Linked DNA regions of Homo sapiens: region 1 is linked to region 2. A link is a loop called in an ENCODE intact Hi-C map of the cell type or tissue named here. Cell type or tissue: K562. All regions are shown on one strand. Each heading gives the region's core, and the rest is flanking DNA. Links, peaks and the distances in the headings are about the cores only.

The links. Peaks named below come from ENCODE experiments on the same cell type or tissue, not always from the same donor. Only the 100,000 strongest peaks of a DNase experiment are listed, where the experiment ranks them.
Region 1: it touches region 2 in a loop (6-fold over the local background); 7 of 110 quality-filtered maps call a loop at or near these places.

What each region holds. Positions count from the first base shown.
Region 1 is chr4:38,527,822-38,530,735 of GRCh38, reverse strand. No RefSeq gene overlaps it. Among named protein-coding and RNA genes, the nearest start is that of LINC01258, 6.1 kb to the right of the region's middle. RefSeq lists an enhancer at 1,099-1,328. In K562, for the core only: a CTCF peak has its summit at 1,479; DNase peaks (open chromatin) are centred at 855 and 1,455.
Region 2 is chr4:38,318,693-38,321,606 of GRCh38, reverse strand. No RefSeq gene overlaps it. Among named protein-coding and RNA genes, the nearest start is that of LINC02513, 47 kb to the left of the region's middle. RefSeq lists an enhancer at 2,677-2,914. In K562, for the core only: CTCF peaks have their summits at 1,602 (motif pointing left) and 2,615; DNase peaks (open chromatin) are centred at 1,596 and 2,596; H3K4me3 peaks cover 212 bases.

The sequences.
Region 1 (2,914 bases), core at 306-2,805, 210 kb before region 2:
TATATATTTTTCTATTAAACGTTGCATGGAGAAATGCTTCTGCTGAATAATCAAAATAATCATCCACCTTTATGATTTTTGATGCATAATAACATAATCTTCACATCTTAGATATGTATCATATATACTATGGTACACTTTCCTATTTATACTTTTCTTATACATTTAAAAAAACTACTGAATATGTACCTGTAAAACCCTTTAGTAATGCAAAGTGTATGTGTGAATTGGTGTACATGGATGTATGTGATCTATACATTCATTAAATAATGAACCACTTACTATACACCATGCCCTGTGGAAACTCAATGCTAAAAACTCATAATCCTTGTCTGCTAGGGATACTATATCAAATGGACATTGCCTTGATCATTTCTGAAAAGTCCCAAATTAGAAAAATATTGGATGTCAAAAGCATATCTTAAAGCCAGAGGCACAGAACTCAAAGGACTTTTCTCTTATAAAAATTTTATATCTTTAATACAAGTTGTCTTCCCAAAATGACTGAATGTATACTATACCTCAGATATAACTAGATTTAGTATAAGTTAATTCAGTTTACCAATACATTTATGGTTTACTTTGTGAGAAACTAGAATCCAAAAGTGAGTAAGACCTATCTCCTGCTCGCAAGCAACACATAGTCTGGTAGGTGAGGCAAACCGGTAAACACATGACTGCCAGCAGGCACAGTGGGCGCAGAGTCACTCAGGAAGGCTTCATGGAGAGTGCTGGTCACCTATGCACCAAGTACGTGGTGTTGCTAAGCGACAAACCAGGAAGCCCGGAGCACATTTCCCACTGACTGAGCTCTCGCAGTAGAAGAGGAAGGTTCTGCCTGTCCTGCTCTTCTGATCTGCTGATCAGGTGTGGAGTAGCACCAGCTTCAAGGTGGTAGGTCCATGGCCCAGAGCACAGGCTGAATGACTTGTCAAACCAGGACTTCCTGCCAACGCAATTCTGCAGGCTAACTTCCTGTTTTTGTTTTTGCTGTTTTTCTTTTTTCATCAGGAACCAGGCAGGGGAGCTTGGTTTTCTTCCACTGACACCACCATCGATTTCTTCCCTTCTTTGGCCCATTGTGCAGCTGAGAGAGGCCCAAGAAACTCATTAAGAGCTTCCCACTGCCTTCAGGATACCATGTAACCTCCCTTCAGGGCTGGGTCTCATCCACCTCTTCATCTTGCCCTCAGCCAGGCCCCATAATGTTCTCTGTGCTGCAGCCATGCCACACTCCTTGTGGTTCCTCAGACATGCCACACTCTTCAGCCTTTTCTCCAATCTCTTTTACATGCTCTTCCTTTGCCCGAAAATAATTTCCCTCCTACTCTTGGCCTGCTGAAGCCTCGTCAAGCTTCAGGCCTCAGCGTGCATGTCATTTCCTCAGGAAGGTCTTTGCTGGCCGCTACGATGAGGTAGCTCCTAGATGACCCAGCACTTCCCTTATCTGAGTCCTCATTAAACCTCATGGTGACCTTTCTTCTCCAAGCTGCAGGGGAGGGCACAGACCACATCTGACTGGCTCATCCTTGTATTTCCAGGGCCGGCCTATAATTTGGTGGATTCAGGTCCAGCTTCCTGGGTGGGGGACCTGTGGAGTTACACAGGGACTCATGCTTAGACAGGTGGCTTTAATGCTTGGCTTAATGCTGCTGTCATCTAGAAAGTTCTTTTTTCGTTTTCTTTTTTTTTTTTTTTTTGAGACAGGGTCTAGCTCTGTCGCCCAGTCTGGAGTGCAGTGGCACCATCTCGGCTCACTGCAACATCTGCCTCCCGGGTTCAAATGATTCTCTTGCCTCAGTCTCTCGAGTAGCTGGGATTACAGGTGCCCACCACCAGGCCTGGCTAATTTTTTGTATTTTTAGTAGAGACGGGGTTTCACTATGTTGGCCAGGCTGGTCTTAAACTCCTGACCTCAAGTGATCTGCCCACCTTGGCCTCCCAAAGTGCTCAGATTACTCGAGTGAGCCACTGTGCCTGGCTGCTATCTAGAAAAGTCTTAATTTTTGAACAAGAGGCCCCATATTTTCATTGTGCACTGAGCCTCACATATTATGAAACTGATACTACATGGATGAATAAATAAATCAATGGATATGTATTAATCCTTACAATATATTGAGCCAAGGAAATTAAAGCTTCTGAAGGTCTCATTTTGAACAAGATAGAATAATTTAGCAAAAGTTGCAATGTATTATGCAGATGCCTTTATGATCTATTTTGCTATTTTTCACATACTATTTGTTCATATGAGAAAAGAGAAGCTTTACCTGAAAGATATGTATTGTCTGTTCTGTGAGATGTATATCCATTAAAAATTATATTTTATTCAACTACAACCATTATGAATTTAAAAAAGAGAAAAAAGAAGTCCAGAATGACTTGCTTTGTCTTATTCATTATAACTGGAAAGAAAGGTACAACTTCTTAAGAAAGAAAAAGAAGCAGGAAAAATTTTGCAAATAATGTTACCTAGATGTCTATCTCTGTAGGATTGAATGAATATCAGCAGAAATATCTGTTTGGGTAGTAAATGCAATATTAGAAAAGAATGAATCTCAAAGGAGAAAGATGCAAGATATGGCTATTTCATTCATAAACCCAAGGATGTCATTCAAGAGAGGCCATTTCTGGGCTTTGAACTTTTAAGGCTTGCAGAGAACTTCCTGGTAAGCATTGTGAAGGCAGCCAAGGAGTGTCTTAGTTAGTTCAAGCTGCTGTAACAAAGTGCTATAGACTTTAAAATGGTAGAAATTTGCTTCTCACAGTTCTGGAGGCTGGGAATTCCAAGACCAAGGCACTAGCAGATTTGGTGATTGGTGAGGGCCCATCTCCTCACAGATGGTGCCTTCTCACTGTGTCCTCATGTGGTAGAAGGGGATATGGAACTTCCTCAGGCCTCTTTTCTAAGGGC
Region 2 (2,914 bases), core at 179-2,678:
ACCCGGCTAATTTTTGTATTTTTGTAGAGACAGGGTTTCGGCTTGTTGGCCAGGCTGGTCTCAAACTCCTGATCTCAAGTGATGCTCCCCCACCTGCCCGCCACGGCCTCCCAAAGTGTTGGGATTACAGGCGTAAGCCACAATGCCCAGCCTCAAGGGCGGGTCTTTATCTTTATTTCCTATGCCTAGCACCTAGAGGGTACTAATCAATGTTAATTGTTAATTACTTGTGCTAGAGTGTTTGCAAATAAAAGGTAAATTTTCTGATGGGTTCTTGGGCCATACGAAGTGAGAACTGTACCAGAAGATTGTAAGTTCCTTATATAGATATCATTTTATATTGCAGATACATAGATACCTCTATGATGATATATACCAATGATACACAGGTATCATCTTATATTAGGGGAAATCCCGTGAGGGGTGGCGATCCAAAGATTATTGCCATCTCTCTTAGTGGGTCCACATCTTATCCATTTCCATCTCAGCTACTCTGAATACTTCTCTAACTTATTCAGAGTGAAGGGAGTTTTTACCCCAGAGCAGAATGAAAGCAGAGATGCCTAAATGGTAGTTTTACAGGAAGCTTTGGTTAACGTCTTTTCTACTGGTCTAGAAAAATACCCTAGGAAGTCACCATTTTAAACAAACAAACAAAAAAAATCACAGGAACAGGTGCATTAGAATACAAATCTCATGTGTATTTGGAACCAAGACCAACGTTTTCTGTACATAACCACCATCAAAAAAAGAATATCAGTTGTCTTCTATATCCAAATCCAAAGTGCAGGCAAACATCAGCTTTTGGTTCTTCTCTGTTTTCCTTTGAATGACACTATTGCCAGCCAGCCCTCGGGGTTCTCCACTGCTGCAGTTTTGAAACTTTTCTTTCCCAGGTTAAGAAACTAAAGTTGTAATGGAGAAAGAAATGGGAGAAAGCTACATCCCAGAGCAGAGGTGACCTGCCAGCACTCTAAAGTTATTCTAGACCTAGTACAGGCTCAAGCTTAGGACATTTGTTTCTTTTCCACCTGACTTCAAGGAGCTTGTCAAAGCGCAGCCTAAGTTAACAGGCTCTGTCAATGTGAGTACCAGAAGCCAGGCCGCCACCTGCGCTGTTCCAGAAGCCAGGGATACAATGAAAAAACACAAACGTTTCTCCCCATTTTGCTGTATACATTCCAATTCTTTCGCTAGGGACTGTACAAAATCCTGTCTTCTCTGGCAGGTTTCAGGTGGAGGTCCTGGGATGCTTGGACCCAGGACGGCCCATAGTGCGGGCCTCTGCGTCCTCTCCCCCTCACATAGGGGCAGAGGCCAGGAGGCCTGGATCCTTCCCCAGCAACCGTGTGGAGGTTTTTACTTCCTCTGATCCAGGGGACACATGTAATCTTTTTCTACAACTCCCTGAGGCTGGTTTTTCCCACCCTACAAATCAGTAAGCATAAATTTTTGCAGAGAAGCCTGGAGCCATGGGTCCTAAGCATTCAGGCAGCCAAAAAAATTAAATTTTCAACCGGAGCCGGGTAAGGACACATGGTCTCAAACGTTTCCTGCCCAATTGGAGCCGCTTTCCTCCTCTTGCACACTTGCTCCCCCTACTGCCTGACGCTGGAAGTGCAGGCCTGGCTCCGAGGCAAGCTTGAACGCCCCAGCTCGGTCCTGGGATGGCCAGGGTGAAAGCCAGCAGAGCAGAGAGGTTGCCAAAAAAAAAAAAAAAAAGCAATAGTACATCTTTCATAATTCTCCCACTGCTCTGGGGAAGGCACTAAGCTAAGTCTTTTCTTTACATTTGAAGAATAAACTCTGTAATAAAGATTGAATAAAAGTCTTCCCTGAATAAAGTTTTGCCAAATAAGTTAAAGTTAGGTCTCCCTTAAGGGTTCAATAAATGAAAAGAACTTCAGTTTTAGATTCAGACCTCGTGAAATCCCCAAGCCCCTTTGGATTTCAGACCCTTGGAACGCAGATCCAGGTTTTGCGCCTTTATGTGATGCGTGAACTTGGACATCTTATTTAATCTTTTTGAGCCTGAGTTTCTTTAACTGTAATTTGGGCATAATCATATTGTTGGTCTCATAGTGTTGCTGTAGAACGTAAATGAAAGAATGTGAATGCATGAGAAAAGACTTTTACAACATAAAAATAAATGTGAGCTGTTTCCCTTCCAATCCAACGCACACACACCCCTTTTCCATCTATCTAAGTGGAAATGGCCGTCGAGGCAACCTAAACCCCTAAAAAAGGAAGTAGGGCAAGGAAAGCCCGGTCACAAACAGGAAGTAACAGAAATGCCACTGAGAAACATTCAGGCAGAAGAAAGAAAGAAAAACAGTCCTAGGCTGTGTTTTTGAAGATCAAGTTAGATTTAGTTAATGATTTGGGGCGTTGCCAGCCCGACTTGACCCCCTAAATAGGGGGTTTTCAGAGATGGTTAGGAAATTCTTGACCTCGATTTGACCTCACGAATGGGAATTCTCACTCTGCAGTTGGTAGGTTCCTGCCTTTTTAAATGTAGGTCTCTCCTCCTTTTCCCCTGCGGCCATAGGAGGGGCCGAGCGCTCAGCCGGCTGGGAGGAGCTGGGGCTCCGCCTGCCCTCCCTCGCCGTGGGGAGCCGCCCTGCAGCGCCTCTCGGGTTACTGCCTCCCTTCCTGGCTTCACAAACTCGCCACATGGTAGGTTGGCTACTTAAGGGAATGTAAGAAAAAGCACTCAAGTGACGGCATACAAAGAAGTTTTACAGCTCTGGAGATTATGTCAGATTTTCCTTCCTAATTTCTCCTTAGAGGAGACAAAATCCTAGATTTTTTTTTTTTTTTTGAAGGAAAGGGGAAAAAAAACGCAAAACGAAAGGGAAACATATTAACATATCAGGACACATTGTGCTGTTTATTCTCTTGTTTTTCTTTTCTC